Linked DNA regions of Mus musculus: region 1 is linked to region 2. Evidence: chromatin loops called from intact Hi-C (ENCODE). Cell type or tissue: left cerebral cortex. All regions are shown on one strand. Each heading gives the region's core, and the rest is flanking DNA. Links, peaks and the distances in the headings are about the cores only.

Evidence for each region. A loop is a pair of places that touch in the nucleus more often than their neighbours do. Peaks named below come from ENCODE experiments on the same cell type or tissue, not always from the same donor. Only the 100,000 strongest peaks of a DNase experiment are listed, where the experiment ranks them.
Region 1: a loop joins it to region 2, with 3.0 times the contacts of the local background. A loop is called at or near these places in 4 of 42 quality-filtered maps.

What each region holds. Positions count from the first base shown.
Region 1 is chr3:55,351,770-55,360,104 of GRCm38, forward strand. The region is part of intron 3 of Dclk1 (doublecortin-like kinase 1); the gene reads left to right. Among named protein-coding and RNA genes, the nearest start is that of Gm9831, 47 kb to the right of the region's middle. In left cerebral cortex, for the core only: CTCF peaks have their summits at 1,649 and 3,227; DNase peaks (open chromatin) are centred at 952, 1,610, 2,405 and 3,193; H3K27ac peaks cover 2,670 bases.
Region 2 is chr3:55,275,644-55,283,978 of GRCm38, forward strand. All of the region lies in intron 3 of Dclk1 (doublecortin-like kinase 1), which reads left to right. Among named protein-coding and RNA genes, the nearest start is that of Gm25132, 26 kb to the right of the region's middle. In left cerebral cortex, for the core only: a CTCF peak has its summit at 1,005 (motif pointing left); DNase peaks (open chromatin) are centred at 1,319, 2,495 and 4,484; H3K27ac peaks cover 4,985 bases.

The DNA of each region.
Region 1 (8,335 bases), core at 177-8,176, 76 kb after region 2:
GCCACTGTCAGCCGCGCGCTGCATATGCACAAAGATGCGCAGGTCTCCCTAATTGCTGTTTTTATTTGCAGAGTTTCTATTTTAAGCACACACACTCACATGTGGGTTGACAGGTACCAGCCAGTAATGGCTGTGTCTGTCTGTAGTGCCTGTGAATGCTTGTTTCCATGGTGACGAGAGGCACTGCAGAGACAGGATTATGGTGCTTCTGGGAGCAGGGTGCTGCCACAGGAGGCCTTCTGGGTTCTGGGGTGTGTGTGTTTGCCTCTGTGTGTGTGTGTGTGTGTGTGTGTGTGTGTGTGTGTGTGTGTGTGTGTGTGGTGTGGTGTGTTAGGGTAGCTTGCAGCTGTAAAAACCAAAGGGACAGGGAATGGGGGAGGTAGGAGAGGAAGGCAAAGCTTGAATGTTAGAGAAGTCTAGGGAGGGAGGAGAGCTGGGTCAGGATAATTCTAGAAAATAGAAGAAAAGAACTATGAATAGAAACGAGAAAGGCACACAACAAAACCCCCTCCTCTCTGCCAGATATCCCCCCCTGGGACTCGAAAGGCTTCTGGTGGCAGAACACAGATGACAAAGAAAAAGGATTTGGAAAGCAGAGGTGGTTGGACTTCCTAATTTTCTGGAATTCTAGGGTAATACTGTGCCACCCCCTCGTCCTCCTCAGCGTTGCGGCTGGAGGAGAGACAGAGTGTCTCCCATCCACCTCGAGATGCCGAGGTCTTAGGTCATGTGAGGCTGTTGATTATCCCCCAGGCTCTGTTCAGCTCGGACCCAGGATGAAGACCACCCAGAGCCGGCTCACAACCATGCCGTCTGGTCTGAGGGGATGACTAAACGGTGGCCCAGTTTCGGCTGCCAACGTCTTTCAGAGGCCATGAGAGGACGCCAGCCCGGTTCGGTCTATGCTGTTCTTTGTCAGACTCTTTGATGACTAAAGATGTTTCTGAGCTAAAAGTCAGGCACCTCTCCAAGGGCCATGGACAAAGGGAACCTCCCAAGATGGTTCTGTAGTCACTAGTTACGAACGGTGTTGGCTCCCTGGTTCCGGCCTGGCACTAGTGACACCCAGTCATCGCACATGGAGTTTTCTCACGGAGTAGCTTGTCCTAATGGTGGTGATTGGTGACATTTTATAAACTCAAGGCCCAAGGATGTTGGATAGTAGAGGAGATCGAGTAAGCCAGATGGCTGGAGCCAATGCTGTCGTTTACAGCCCCTAGTTTCCTCTTGAGTGCAAATCCTTCATCTGAACTCTGCTTGTAAAGAACTGTGAAATGCCCAGGAGATGCAGCCTATGTTTGGCTGTTCTTGGTCCATGCAGAGCTCTAGTTTCCGGATATCTGACTCTGTCTTCTGGCATCCATGAGCACTGCAGACATACGGTACACTTAGATCCGTACAGGCAAGCAAGCCTATGAGTAAAATAAAAATAAATATTTACCAATAAAAGATACACAGACACTTTCTTGAGGCAGTGAACTGCATTACACTCTAACAGTGGGTGCACGCCCTACGCTTATGCAGAGCCACAGAATATGCAGTGCTGAAAGAGAACCTGGTGGAAGCCATGGATCACGTGACAGCATGTGGTAATGACGCGTCTGTGTGGATTCTTCATGTGTAGCAAACACACTGCTCTGCTGGAAGTGTCGCTAGGAGGCGAGGCTGTGTATGTGTAGCGAGGTTGGAACTGCAACTTCTGCTCAAGGTTGCTGCAAACGAAAGCTGTCCCAAACAATGAAAGCTTACCAACAAGAAGATAGTAATAAGATAAAAAAAAAATGAAATTTCATCACAGGTTACAAATGAATGAATCGTGAGGATATTATAGGAGGACAAGACCAATACTGTATGATCGGTTATGAGATGCCTGAAGCAGTCAAAGTCACAGAGAGAGAAGGTGGCCTGTGTCTGCTAAGGTCAGAGGAGGGAAAGAATGAGGAGGAAGTTGAAAGCTAGTTTCAGTTTCAAAAGATGAAGAAGTGTTCAAGAGATACAGTGGTGGTAGTTGTATAAATACGTAAGTAATAAAAATATTCATGATGGTAGCTTTTATGTGCTGAGTCTTTTACCACACTATAAAAATAAACGGTTTTTCCAGCAGACCCCAGACTAGGAGATTCTATTATGTCTCTGATGGCAGACTTTACGTTGGAACATTCTTTACTTGAGGTTAAAGAGGGGCCAGTGTGCTGGGATCCAGCAGGCCTGACGCCACTGCTGTGCAGAGAATCCTTCATATTTACTGCGAGAGGGACCCAGCGGCCTGCATGCGGTCCCCTCTGCAGAGACAAAGATCACTTTGAGCACTTACCGCGTGGTAACACACTGAAAAGGCTTGCTACGCTCCAGCTTCCCAGACTTGAATGAGGTAAATGACCAGGGCTGGCCTGCGGCCACCGGGGTTTGTTCCCCATGAATCAACACCACTTGACATGGAGCCGACTCAGCATCTTTTTCAAAGAAAGAAGTATCCTTTTGGGCTGACATTGCAGTGAGTCAGTCCTTTGGCACTGGAGTTGGAAGCAGGGCGAGACAGGGCCTCAGATGAGCAGCACAGATCTGAGGACCATGCCTTATAGATGCTCTTTGCCTCTCAACCTTTCTGTGTGTTTGCTTTCTGTCTGTCCTGACCCTGACCCCCTGAACGGGATGGGCTGGCTGAGGTCTCTGTGTCAGGGCTCTGTCATCCATCACTTTATGGTTGTTAGGGAAGGCATTTGGCATCACTTTGCAGCCATTGGCCCCTGCCTCCGCCATGGTCTGACATTTTGAACACCCATTTGCCAGGCTTCATTGTTAAGCAGAGCCCTGCGAAAGATTGGGGACAGGTTGGCTAATGATTAAACTCTGGAGGGCTCATGTTCCTTGTCTTTAAAACAACACATATGGATTTCACTTAAGAAGAGAGCTTTTCTGAGGACCCGAGAACCAGAGGAGGCATGGGTGGGGCTTCAAAGTCTCTGGACTCTGCACATGGGGAGTTCTTACTCTGGTTAGATTTTAAATTGTCAAGATTTAAGCTTATTTTATAACGCTTTAGAATACCCACATGATTCTGCTAACAAGTGTCATTTCGCAGTATTTCTTTATGAAGTGGAGCTTATAAAAGGTGGTGTGTGTGTGTGTGTGTGTGTGTGTGTGTGTGTGTAGAATTCAGCATAATTGCTGCAAGTCTAGCTTGACTTTTCTGGAGTTCTTCTGCCACTCTGTGGACAATTGTGGTATTACATGTTGTTTCTTCAAGCATCTACATTTTCTATTTTGTTATTAAAGTGGGAAAGCATTCTACTATGTAGCTTTCCCCCTTAGTTATAATCTAATATTAAGGATTAATAATGAAAACCAGCGCATAATAAAATCATCACACATTGTTTTAGCTAGGGTTTCCATTGCTATGAACATTTAATTGGGGCTGGCTTACAGGTTCACAGGTTCAGTCCATTATCATCAAGGTGGGAGCATGGCAGCGTCTAGGCAGGCATGGTGCAGGAGGAGCTGAGACTTCTACATCTTGTTCCGAAGGGAACTAGGAGAGACTCAAACAGCTAGGAGAAGGGACTCAAAGCCCACCCCCACAGTGACACACTTTTTTCCAACAAGGCCACACCTCCTAATAGTGCCACTCACTCCCTGGGACAAGCATATTCAAACCACGACACACATGGGCTTACTTGTTATATGGAAAAGGACAACATAAATCATGGAAATTCACTGACAGGTTCGAAATTGATGCCAATTTATGATAATTGTAGTAACGAGCCATTAAGGCCTCCTTTGAGGGACAAATGGCCATCCTGGTTCCTGTAATCTACACATCTGAACATGGTTTTGTGCTTGGGGTGTCAGTTGACAGCTCCTGATGGAGAACAGGGCCATCCTCTCACCAAGCACGGCTACGGGACTGCCTCTTCCCACCTTGAATCCACTTGTGGGAAAAAATTAAATGTCCTTCTGCCACTGGTACACCTCTGGGGTGATATCTGAAGTTGGATCTCTTCCTTGAGAATGGCAGTGTATTCCTGTACTTATTTATTGTACCCCTAGTCTCTGTGATTCAAGCTGATACCACTGATCCGGAATATTCCAGCCCTAGTCATTCCTTGTCCTCAGTCTCCTTGAACAGTCCTAGTAAGGACACCCAGTGGGGTCAGACCAGTCAGAGCTTATGTTGTCAGAACTGATCAGAGGAGTCTGAGGACAAAAGGCGGTTGAGTCTACCTTGTTTGGGGCAAGCACCAGGTGGTTGGCACGCCTGTCCCTCTTACCACTCCCAGTAAAGAGGCTCAGATATGAAGGCTGTGAACCGATCATGGTGTCGGCTGCTCTCTGAGGAGCGTCACACACACACACACAGGATTTGTGATGTTCATGGCTCTGTGCTTGGTTTCTGAAGGTCTACTGAGGAATGGCTGACACAACTTGAGTGCATGCATATCCAAACTACAGCATGCTATTTTGGCCATTTTATAAGATCTGGTGAGGGCCGTTGAATATTTCCGGTTTATTTCCCTAAATCCGGAGTCCATGAGGCTTAAACCTCCAGGTCACTTCTGAGGCTTTGCCTCTTAGCGCACAGGGTCTCTACTGATGAGCATCTCAGCCCTGCCCACCTGAGTCGCCTGCAAGTGTTACTATTGCTGTGCCCAGCAGTGGCTCGCTTCCAACCTCAGAGCAGTTGAAGGCATGGGAGGGTCTTTCTCATGGTCGATGCACTGTTACTTCAGGAGACGCCAGCGATCTTCTGTGCCTCCAGTCTCCATATTTGTGAGAAGGGCTGAGTGTCTGCTGCTTACCACCCACGCTTCCCATCTCCGATACCACTTCCGATCTAGTGTCTATTAATTCTTCATTTGTACACAGATGAGTAAACTTTGTTGAACACCATCTATCTGTGTCTGGTTCCCTCTCTCTTCCCCTCCTCATACATGAATGCTCACACAGCTGAGCACTTAGTAGGCCATCAGTATCACATGTCAGGTTGGTTGATTTGGCTAATTGAGAACCTACAAGAGGAAAGAATTTGCCAGAAGTGGTTTGGAGACTAGATGAGATGAGGAGAGGGCGGTCAGAAGGAGAATAGGGCCGGGCTGTGGCGAGAGGTGTCATTAGACATGTACCGGTGAGAATCAGTTTGAGGTGTGCCTATGGGAGCCACGGGGACAGCAATGGATGGAAACGCTGTGGAGTGGAAAGAGGTGGATCTCAGAGTCAGGGGTCACTGCTCATAGCAGAGGATTTTAAGTCTGCAGTTGGAAAAGGAGACGCCCCGGGGCAGGTGGGAAGAGCTTAATCAGGCAGAAGTCAGCTTTTCTGTGAAGGACTCTCACTAGTGGGCAGCATGGGAGTTTGCCGCATGCTTCTTATCATTGCGCCAAGTGGACCCCAGAACCAGGAATGAAATTTCCCCAGGGTGCTCTTGGCAGCCTTTGGGTCCCAGGCATTGCCTCCAGTCTGGCTCCTCGGTCAGATACCTTCTCATCCTCCAGGAACTGCCCTGAGCATCAGATGGACACGTTTTCTTTTAATCCTCCTTTCTCCGTTCCATTGAGCACAGCCATCCTTTTGTGCCCTGATGGGAGTCATAAGAAGGGCTCTGGGAATCAGACAGGCAGTCCATTGGTCAACTCTGCTTGGTGGTCTGACCTATGACCTGTGAGGCATTTCAGGCTGAGTTTAGTGTAGTCGTGGGAATCTGCTCTTACTTAGCATGTGTGCTGCCTGACTGCGTGCAGCTTGTCTTTCTTACTCAGAAGCCATGTCCCTTCAATGCTGCTCCTCTGCCCTTAGCTGGTCTCAGGCTGTCCGAGTTCCTCCTCTCCTACTGTCCAATGTGTAGACCATCTCTGTGACTAACATCGAGGACCCTGAACTGGGGCTGTGCCTTCTGCTTCCCCACACCACCAACTCTCCCTCAGCCTGAATTTCAGAAAAGTCAGGGAAAGTCATGAAAATCCCAGCAGTGTGTTAGATTAATACATGTTAGTCAAAATAAAATAAAATTTAGATCTTAAAAATATGTGTGGAATTAACTTTAATTCTTTTGGGCAAAATATTAGAAATCTGATTGTTAGGGATTTTTTTTTTTTTTTTGAGACAGAGTTTCTCTGTATAGCCCTGGCTGTCCTGGAACTCACTTTGTAGACCAGGCTGGCCTCGAACTCAGAAATCCACCTGTCTCTGCCTCCCAAGTGCTAGGATTAAAGGTGTGCACCATCACTGCCCAGTGGTTAGGGAATTCTTATCATTCACAAAAATAGCTTCAAAGCAAGAGAATATACCCTTTTAATCTGCGGGTATGCACCAGCGTGACTGCTGTCTGAGGAAATCTAGGATTGTCCTGGGAAAGTGGAGTGGCCTAGATATCAAACAAAAAAAGCTCAAAAATCATGGTTGTTAAAGGAGAGAGAAAGGTAACTAGAGCCAACACCTCGAGCCTTAGTCAAAACAACATGTTAGAAGGAAACCCGTGTTCCAGGAGTTGGGCGGTTCAACAACAACAAAGGTGCAGAGCCCATGACTGGTCAAGATGATGGCAGACTCCGTGTCCAGTGAGGGCACTTCTGGATAGCTGGTGGAGGGCGTGGCACCTTCATGGTGTACCCTCACGTGCCAAAAAAATGCTTCTGTCTGGAGCTTTCTTCACAAGGGCACCAGCTCATTCATGAGGGGCCTTCTATATAATACCCTCCCCCAAAGCTTTATCTCTTATAAAGTGGGCTGAGGACTCAACTTACGCATGTAGGAGCTTGGGAGTACACATCACACATTAAAGTCATAGAAGATGGCTTGTTTGACACCTGAGTGTGTGTTGGGAGGGGCGTGTGCTGGCCCTACAGTAGGGAGGGCTCCCGAGGAGGAAATGCCTCACCCTGAAGAGCCTGCTGCCTGTATTCCCATGACTGCCATGGCAAAGTGCCACCCACTTGGCTGGAAACAGCAGAGATATATTTGTGTTCAGTCGTGGGTCCCAGAAGCCCAATGCTGGGGTGACGATAAGGGCTCACATCCTCCAGAGCCTTGGAGAGAAGTCTTGCTTCTCTTTTCTAGCTCCTGGTATTGACAAGTGATCGTGAACCGTAGCCACGTCAACATCATGTCAATATTTTTCTTCTGGGAGCAACAAATTAGGTATGGACATGCCTAGAGGGGAGACTTGAACCTGAAGGCAGAATGTAGAAGGGCCTTCATTTTCTTTATTGGCGCTTATGCTTGAACAATTATTCAGAGCATTCAAATATCTGAGCGATCTTTGAATAAAAGTAAATATGACAGAGTCCAGTTTTGCTTTTTATGGGCCCCAGATGGCAAGATGGAAATATTGGCAAGAATGTGTTGAGCTATGAAGGAGAAGAAGGGGAGCGAGAGTGACCATGTGTGGTTAGAGGGATTCAGTGTGGGTTGGTCCCCAGGAGTTTTCAGACCCTTCTTCTCTTGGAAGAGGTGTCCTGGTGTGCGTGCACCCAGTGTCAACTGTCCAGCAAAGCAAAGGTTTCAGTGTAAGGTCTCCAAATTCAAAATATCACATGGTCTTAGATGGACTCTCAGTCCCTCTGAAACTTCACAAGCCAGGCCTCCACCGTCTGAACCTGCTCTGGGCACTGTCTTCCAAGCTCCCGTGAGGAGGCTCACTCAATGGCTTTCCTAGTCCAAAGTTGCAATGACACTGCAATCCTACCCAAACACACGACCTGGCACCCATTTCTCTGTTAGTTAGGATTTCTATCACTGTGCTAAAACACCATGACCAAAAGCAAGTTAGGGAGGGGGAGGATTTATTTCCCCTTATATCATGCAGGGAAGTCAGGGCTGGAAGTCAAGCAGAGGCCATAGAGGATCACTGCTTACTGGCTTGCTACCCCTGTGTCTCTCGGCCTGGTTTCTTATGTACCCCAGAACCACCAGGCTAGGTAGGGGTAGCACTGTCCACATGGGTTGGATTCTCCCACATCAATCACTAATTAACAAAATACCTCCAAGGCTTGCCCACAGGCCAGTCTGGTGGAGGCATCTTCTCAGTTGAGGTTCCCTCTTTCCAAATGACTCTAGCTTATGTCAGTTTGACATAAAACTAGCCAGCACAATGTGGCCTCTTGACTGTTCTCATGGCTGTTAATGAGATTGCTTTGTGTTCGTGATGATGGTGGTGGCCCTCCAGGAGCAGGGTTTTCTGGTGTGCTTGGACAGAACAATGGATAAACTGAAATCCTTAAAGTAAATATTTTTAACTGTGGAAATGCTGTTTACAAAAATGTAAGTGAGACTTGGCTGAGAGAGAGCTCCGCTAACACTAAATGGAATGAAAGCCATGTGTGCACAGTACCAAACCCCTAGC
Region 2 (8,335 bases), core at 175-8,174:
GATTTCTTTGCCTTTGGATGCTGAGCCTAGACATAAAACCAGGAAGAAAAAAATTAGCCTCCTGTGTATATTCATGAGTTTCCAACAGAAAATTCTAGATCTTGACAAAGGTCCTATTCATTCAGAAAGGATTCTGATCCATGAAGCATAGTTTCCTGCCTTTTAATACCTCAGACTTGTTTTTTATTTTAAATTTTAACATCTTATATGTGTGTGTATGTGTGCAGATGTGTGTGTGTGTTCACGTGTGTGCAGGAGGCCAGAGGTCAACCTTGGTAGTTGTTCCTCAGGAGCCAGCTTACTTGTTTTTCGAGATAGGATTCATTGGGACCCCCGTCTTAATGATTCTGCTGCTGGCTGGCCAGTGAGGCCCAGGGGTCCTCCTGTCTCCCCCTAAACTCCCAACTCCGGGGTAACAGGTCTGTACCACCACCACATCGGGCATTAGTAAAGGTATTTATTTCTTTATTTTTATGTGAAGGCTGGGCTCCAACTCAGGTCCTAGTGTTTGCTCAGCTAGCATTGCCAAAGCCTGCCCCACACTCTTGATCAAGACCAAAGGTCCATGCTTTGCTTGGCAGGTTAGAGAGGGGCCATGACCAGTTTGTGTCTCAGCATTCCCACCTGTCTGTCCGTCTGTCTGTCTCCTCATCTGAGTTTCTGATAAGTGTGAGACACTTGGCTTTTTCTTCTCATATGTTTTTTCATTAAGAGGGACCACATTCCTGGCTTCAAGTCTCGCAATGGGTGCAGTTTCAAGCAATACATCTTTAAAATGATGAAGTACACCCAGTGTGTGGATACATTCCAGCAATGACATCTAATGTCTCTTACACATTGCGGATATAGTTATTGCTTGGAAATGGAGCCAAGTATCAATGTGTCACAGTTAATGGATTCAAGAGAGACTTGGTCATTTCCATCTTGATTTCTCTAACTTAGTAGAGCATCACACAGTTCACAGGCACATGGAACTCCAGTTCCAGGGGACCTGACACCATCTCCTGGCCTCTGTGGGAACTGCAGACACATCTGGAACATATGTATACTTGAAGTTCAAACATAACATAAATAATTCTTTTAAAAACATCAAAATTATTTAACATCTTCATAGCGTGTTCTAGATGTTTAATTGTATAAATAAATTAGTTCGAAGCAGAGAAAAAAGGTTTGGGGACACAAGCACTTGGATTTCAGTGGGTTTACTGACTGATGGCATGTTTGGCTAATAGTTTGCTCTTATTTTGGCTTGGTAAATGCTGGTTTGTTAAAGTAATTTACATATGCTATTTGAGGCTTTGATTGCATGGTGGTTTTTTTTAGAGGTGGGTATTTAGAGCTGGTGAGATGACTCAGCAGGTAATGGTGCTTGCTGCCAATCCTGCTGGCCTGACTTTGGTCTCTGGGACCCAAAAGGTAGAAGGCAAGAACCAGTTCCAACAGGTTTTCCTCTGCTCTTGAATGCATGGCATACTCTCGGCCTTTCCCCTGTGTGCATAAACACATGAATACTTGTAACTAAGGTTAAAAGTGGTTTCTTACAGAAAATATCACTTTCTGGTAAGTTATTGTTGATAGTAAAGTAGAAATTGGAAATTGTTCTCAGTTAAAGATGTTAGATTACAATCTCTGAATACTTATGAGTATGCTGTTTCTTTTCAGTATCAACTTGATTTAAATTAAGACTGTTTTTTTTTAATGGGATATTAATGTTGTTATTTTTGGTGGGAGAATATAAGTCTATCCTGGGAATACTTAAAAACTAAATTGGGTGCCTGTACTGGCTGGTTTTATGTGTCAACTTGACACAGGTTGGAGTTATCACAGAGAAAGGAGCCTCCCTTGAGGAAATGCCGCCATGAGATCCAGCTGTAAGGCATTTTTTCTCAATTAGTGATCAAGGACGGAGGGCCCATTGTGGGTGGTGCCATCCCTGGGCTGGTAGTCTTGGGTTCTATAAGAGAGCAGGCTGAGAAAGCAGGAGAAGCAAGCCAGTAAGGAACTTCCTTCCATGGCCTCTGCATCAGCTCCTGCTTCCTGACCTGCTTGAGTTCCAGTCCTGACTTCCTGTGGTGATGAACAGCAGTGAGGAAGTGTAAGCTGAATAAACCCTTCCCTCCCCAACTTGCTTCTTTGTCATGATGTTTTGTGCAGGAATAGGAACTCTGACTAAGACAGGTGCCTGTCACCAGTGTTAGTGAGGACAAATTTGTACTAGCTTATTCTTCTCATGTTAGCTTTTAGCCACATGTTTTTCCCTCCTCCTTTTTAATATTCTGTACTAATCCTTTGTGGGCCTCCTTCTGGTAGAGTGTTAGTGGGGGCATGTATAATGGGTAACATGACTGCAGCCACCACAGGTGTAATTAACTGCTTGTAAAGTACAGCTCTTCAGGACAAATCTCAAAATAGATGAACTATTTCCAGATCTGGGCTTTTAGCCCCCACCCTTAGACTGCTGTTCTTTCTGTGCCTGTGCTGTCTGCTTAGGAATTCTCGAAGGAGGCCTTAAAAAACAACCTTCAATTTTGTGTCTTGTCTCTTCTTTTTAGTCATTCCTTTTCAACATACTGTGAATAAACATTTTTGGAAATGGCCTTCAAGGTTTGAGCCCTAGGTGTCCAGTGATGTACAGTCATCATTTGAAAAATAAAACACACTCTGGCTGTCCCTGTGGTCCAGTTCCCTAACCCAGCATCATTAATGGTCTGCGGATAAGCAACAGGCAGAAAGCATCTCTAGCTACTGTCTGCCTGGTGATTCTCAGATCCGGCCCTCCTTGCCCTTTCCTTCTGTCAGGCCCACTTTCAAAAATGTTTCCTGACATTTCTGCATCTGTTCTTGAATGCCTCAGGAACTATCTGACTTATCCTCTCGTATACTCTAATCCCAAGTGTCTCTTTGCCCTAATCCTATTTAGCCAGAAAACAAATGCATTTAGTTTATTTTCCCTTCGATGAAACCAGTTGTCTGAGAAAGAGAAATCTCTGTTTCATCCATTTCTATTATTTTCCGGCCCATTTTGACTGTGTTACAAAAATAATGAAAGATCACAGAGCAATCTCTCTGCTGATGAGATTTGTTTAATTCCGTGTTTAATAGAAAACCACAGTGTAGTCGAGAACTGTCTTCCAGGACTGCCACTAGGGAGAGATGGGGCTCTCCCAGACAGATGGTGCATCATGTCTCCCCTCTAAGTTGTTGTTCTATTGGAAGAAAGCCTATCTAAAACGATCTCAATGGGAAGCTCATTGTCTCAGGCTTTCCATGGTCATTTACTCCCTACCACTATGCACTACAGACTACAGGACTACCAACCACACCACTGTGTTCTTCCTATGACTGACTCCATGTTTGATCCTACTGAATCTTCCTCTTAAGGCTTAGAGCATTGCATTAGCCAGTTTCCTGTTACTGTAATGAAGTACCCAAGGCAGCACCTGAGGAGAAAAGTGGGGTTTTAATTGGCTCATAATTCTGGAATATCTACTGCACGGTCAAGTGTCCTGCTGTTTTGGGGTTTCCAATAATGTATAACTCATAAGGCAGGATGTACAGCCAAACAAACACTGATATCACCAACCACTCTGCAATAGGGAGGCAATGAAGATCTGGGCTCTCGTGAAACACCTTAGAGGAGTGTCCACTGAGGTAAGGACTTCCTGCCAGCCCTGCACCTAAAGGTTATATGGCTCACCAGAGTGCTACCCTGGGACCCAAACCTTGACACATTGGTTCTTGGAAAACACTGGTCCAAATATATATATCAAGTCTTCATGTTTTGGTGGTTGCATGGACATCAGTAGACAGTTCACTCAACAAATGTTTTATTATGACCATTTAAATTTTACTCTTCATCATCTGGGCTAGCGATTGTCAGTCCATTTATTGTATGGGCATTAGGCAGCAGCTAATGAAGACAGAGGCACCAGCAGTCTGTCCTTTCTACCCCAGCATTGATATTTTAGCTAGTACTTGGTCTCTCAGACTGAGAACTAAGGCTGAACTGACAAGGGACCTGGCAAAGCCTTAAACTAAAAGATGGAACTGTTATTATAGAGCCCTCAATGCAGGGGCAGTTATGACATGGAATTGTTAGTGAACCGAAGCAGAGGACTTTCTAGCCCTTTACGGTCCTGATGTGGGAATCAAAGCCTCTGATCAGAAATGAACTCCAGAGGCAGTGAGAGGACACTGTTGTGTTCCGTTAATGGCTTGGCATTTTCCTCCGTCAACAGAACACTTTCTTATGGTCTAATAATAACTAGACTCTTCACACCTCCTGACTACCTTCCTCCTGAACAGTTTGTAATGGTGGATACACTGACACCAAACAGGTAGCTGGAAAATTCAACTGAGATTTCAGATTCTTATGCATAAAAGATATTGGAAGAAAGAGCTTGTGTAAAGAGAGCCCGCTCCTTGTAACCATGGCTTTGACGCATCCGGAGTGGGTTTCTGAGGCAGCTGCTGCCTTTTTCTAAGGACAACCATCTGCTTCTCATATACTCCCTTGGGCCTCAGGGAACAGGGAGGGAGTGAAAGATAGAACAGGGCTTTGGAACCTGGTGCTCATCTTGCTCAGAGATGTGTCTAATTCAAGACAGGACTTCTCCTTTCTCCCTGACTCTCTCTTCCTCCCTTCTTCATTCTCTCTCTTCCTCCCGGACACTTTTCATTTTTCAAGTCAGTCTTAGAACATAATCCAAGCTAGCCTCAAACTGGGAATCGCCCTGTTCCAGCCTCCGTGCTGTTGGGATTATGCCCATGTTTTACCATCTCTCAAATGAAAGTAGCCACTCTTAGAGCATTCTGTGAATGTCATGTGCCAGGTATGGAGGGGCTTGGGTCTGGGGGCCCCAGCTAGGGGCTGTGATGGTGGGCAGAAACTACAGACACAGAGAGAAACATAAGGTGAAGCTGGGGGTCTCATTCTCTAGTCTCCAGCAGCAAGCAATGTTGAACCTCAGAGTTCCTTACATACCACACAGCAGGGCAGCACAGCAGGAGGGCTTAGCTAGTCTTGGTGGGAGGCCTCTGTAGAAGAGCACACTCAGGCTGTAAACACCTGGGAGCAGGAAGCTGCCTTTGCTGCTCTCTGCACATGCCAATCAATGCTAGTGCACAAACACTTAGACTCCCCAGGAAAGCTTTGCCATCCCTTCTGAGTCAGGGACCCATGGAGATAGTGACTTTGCCCATTTCCCATAGGCTAATTGGTTTTAGAGTCCTCACCTGGCCTTGCTCCTGTCAAAATGCACAGTCACTCAGGTGTCCTCTGGCCCTTATTCATGGACCTCAGTGAGGTTTTGGTGGGTTGGTGAAAGTGTTCATGTTTTACATCAGAATAGAAGGAAAGCAGGCTTCTTAGCACAAAGAGCCTGAGGTGGGCAAGGTGGTGTATGGGGTGGGCTGCAGGGTTCCATGTTAGACAGTCCTCATCTGTTAAAGTGAGCCACTAAGAGGGTCTGCAAGTGGGCCCTCCGCCATGGCGTGGGGTTTTGACTGTACAGCACTGGTACCGTGCAGATGTTTCCCTGTTTGGGTGGAACAACCTTGTGTGGGATGCTGTTCAGAGCAGGCTCGCCTTGCTCACCAGTTCCCTCTCTGGCCTTTCACAGCCATCTCTTCCCTGTTGGAAGCTGTGCTCACACACACACACACACACACACACACACACACAGACACACATACACACTCATGCACTCACACATATTCACACACTAACACTAACACACTTAAACACACTTGCACACACACTCACACAAACACACTCATGCACTCTCACACACACAAACTCACACACATACACACTTACTCATACACTAATACCTACTCACAAACACATTCACACATGCATACACATACCCACACATATTCCCTCATACACTCAAATATACACTCACATACACACCCTCATAAAACCTCACACATTAACACTCATACACATTATACACTCACACACTTATACACGCTCACACACACACACATTCATGCACTCAGACTTATAGTACACTCATACACACATACTTTCTCACACACACACTTACACATATACACTCACACTCAGGCACTCATACTCACACAAATTCACACATGCATTCACACACATACACTCACATAAATATATTCATGCACAGAGACTCACACATACAACTATACACACACATACTCACAAACACTCACACACACTCACACATGACTGTAGGTAGTATTCTAGTCACTTCTAAGCCTGCAGCCCTCTGGCAATGCATCGAATAGACTAAGTTAAAAATGATAGTGAAGTCAGCTTCAAGTAAGGATAAGAATGCAGAGCACGGGAATGGCTGATGCTGCTCTTTGTATAGCACGGTAAGGACTTCCTGGGCAAGTGATGCAGGGAGGGTTGTGTTCAAGAAGCTGAGTACCAGACTCACAGGCTGCATGAGGCATGCCTTTTAAAGTGAAACTATTAAAGTGCATTTCAGACCCACCGTAACTGCTCCTTTTCCTTTGAGCTGTAGGTGGTCTTCTTCTACAAGACCTAGCAGCTTATTTATTTCTTTAAAAAATGTAACTTTGGATACATTTCCTGTTTCATTATATTTTATAATGTTTCCACAATCTGATTCGGTAATGCACCAAGCAAGAAGATAGTGTCCTTAAGACTTCCATAGCTTCTAGCCTTCGTGGTACGAGATGATATTTAGCAGTGTATAAGGAAAAGGGCAACTTAGGAGAAAATGTATTTAAATCACCTTGAATTCTTTTCCTTTCTTTTCTTTTTTCAAGAAAGGGTTTCTCTGTGTAGGGTTGGCTATTCTGAAACTTATTCTGTAGATCAGTCTGGCCTAGAACTCACAGAGATCTGTCTGCCTCTGCCTCCTGAGTGCTGGGATTAAGGGCGTGAGCCACCACTGCCCGGCTTCACCTTGAATTCTTAATTTCATTGTGTTAAAAATTATCCAACTCTAATTGGTTTCTTTTAAAATTTGCTTTTGGTTTAGTCATTTGATGAATGTTGCATTAAGTTTGGTGTCCATTTAAATACTTGTTTTGTGATATGGGGAATGCAAAACTCCCAAACCCTCTGTGTAACTGTATAAAGAGGCTTTTCTCCAGAACTACTTGTCAGTTTTCTTTTGGAAGCAAAAATCACCCCTGGTTGAGAACCCTTGATTTAAAATCAGCATTACCCCCACCTCTTTTGAAAAATAGGACAAATGCATGTTGTGGGACTGGAAACTAGAAGTAGTGATATATATCCAAGACAGCCAACTATTAGATAAAGTAAGAAGCAAAAAACGTGTGTATTTCTGTACAGAATATTTTCAGACAGGATTAGTATAGCCCAGGATGAGTAATGTCTGGGAAAGGTTAGAACATGGTTGACTTTCAGTCTCCTGCAGGAAACAGACCAATCAGCCCACTCCTGTTGACCTTGATGAGTATTTCCTGAGGGTTTTATTAGCTCCAACCAGTGGAAGAGAACGGCAGATGTCCTGGAAGCTTTCTGCACAATCCCTAACTCCTGCTCTGATGCTTAGGCATGGCCAGATATCCCGCCCGGCTTTGTCTGTGCCTGGATCTGCCATGGCATGGTTTGCATTGGTGCTTGTCCTGTTGCTTCAGCTCAGCCTTCTGCTTTCCTTTCTTGCATTCCTCCACTCTAGTCTTTCTTTCCCAGCAACTCTTCATCACGTTAAACATAAACCATCAGGTCTTCTTCTGCCGTAGCTCATTTCTTGGTAAAACTGACACTAGGTGATGTGAAGCCTTTGAAGTCATCCTTCTCTCTCATTACTGCAAACATGTGTCCGTGATATTGCAGGATTACCAATGGGCTGGCCATGGCCAGTGGTTTAGAGCACATTGTTAGGGACAAGCCACCTTTGATACATACATTGAGTTATTTATTTCTAAAATCTGAAAAAGTCAGGATTCCAATGCAGTTGGCTCTGCTATTACTTAGAGCAAGCAGTTGGCTCTGCTATTACTTAGAGCAAGAACTCTTTTTTTTTTTTTTTTTTTGAGACAGGTAGCCCTGACTGTCCTGGAACTCACTCTATAGACCAGGCTGGCCTCAAACTCAGAAATCTGCCTGTCTTTGCCTCCCAAGTGCTGGGATTAAAGGCATGTGCCATCACCGCCCGGCAGAGCAAGAACTCTTAACGATAGGACATGTTGTTGATTTCTTGAAAAATTCAGGTGTGGCATATGTGTGACTCCCATGTTTAGCCAACCTCATCCTTTCCCCCATTTCTGCACAACCATCTATTGCCTCCTCTGTGAGAAAAATCTGCTGTCCAGAAAGCTAGAGTGAAGCATTGTTAGAACCAGCGGAAACATGCTGGCA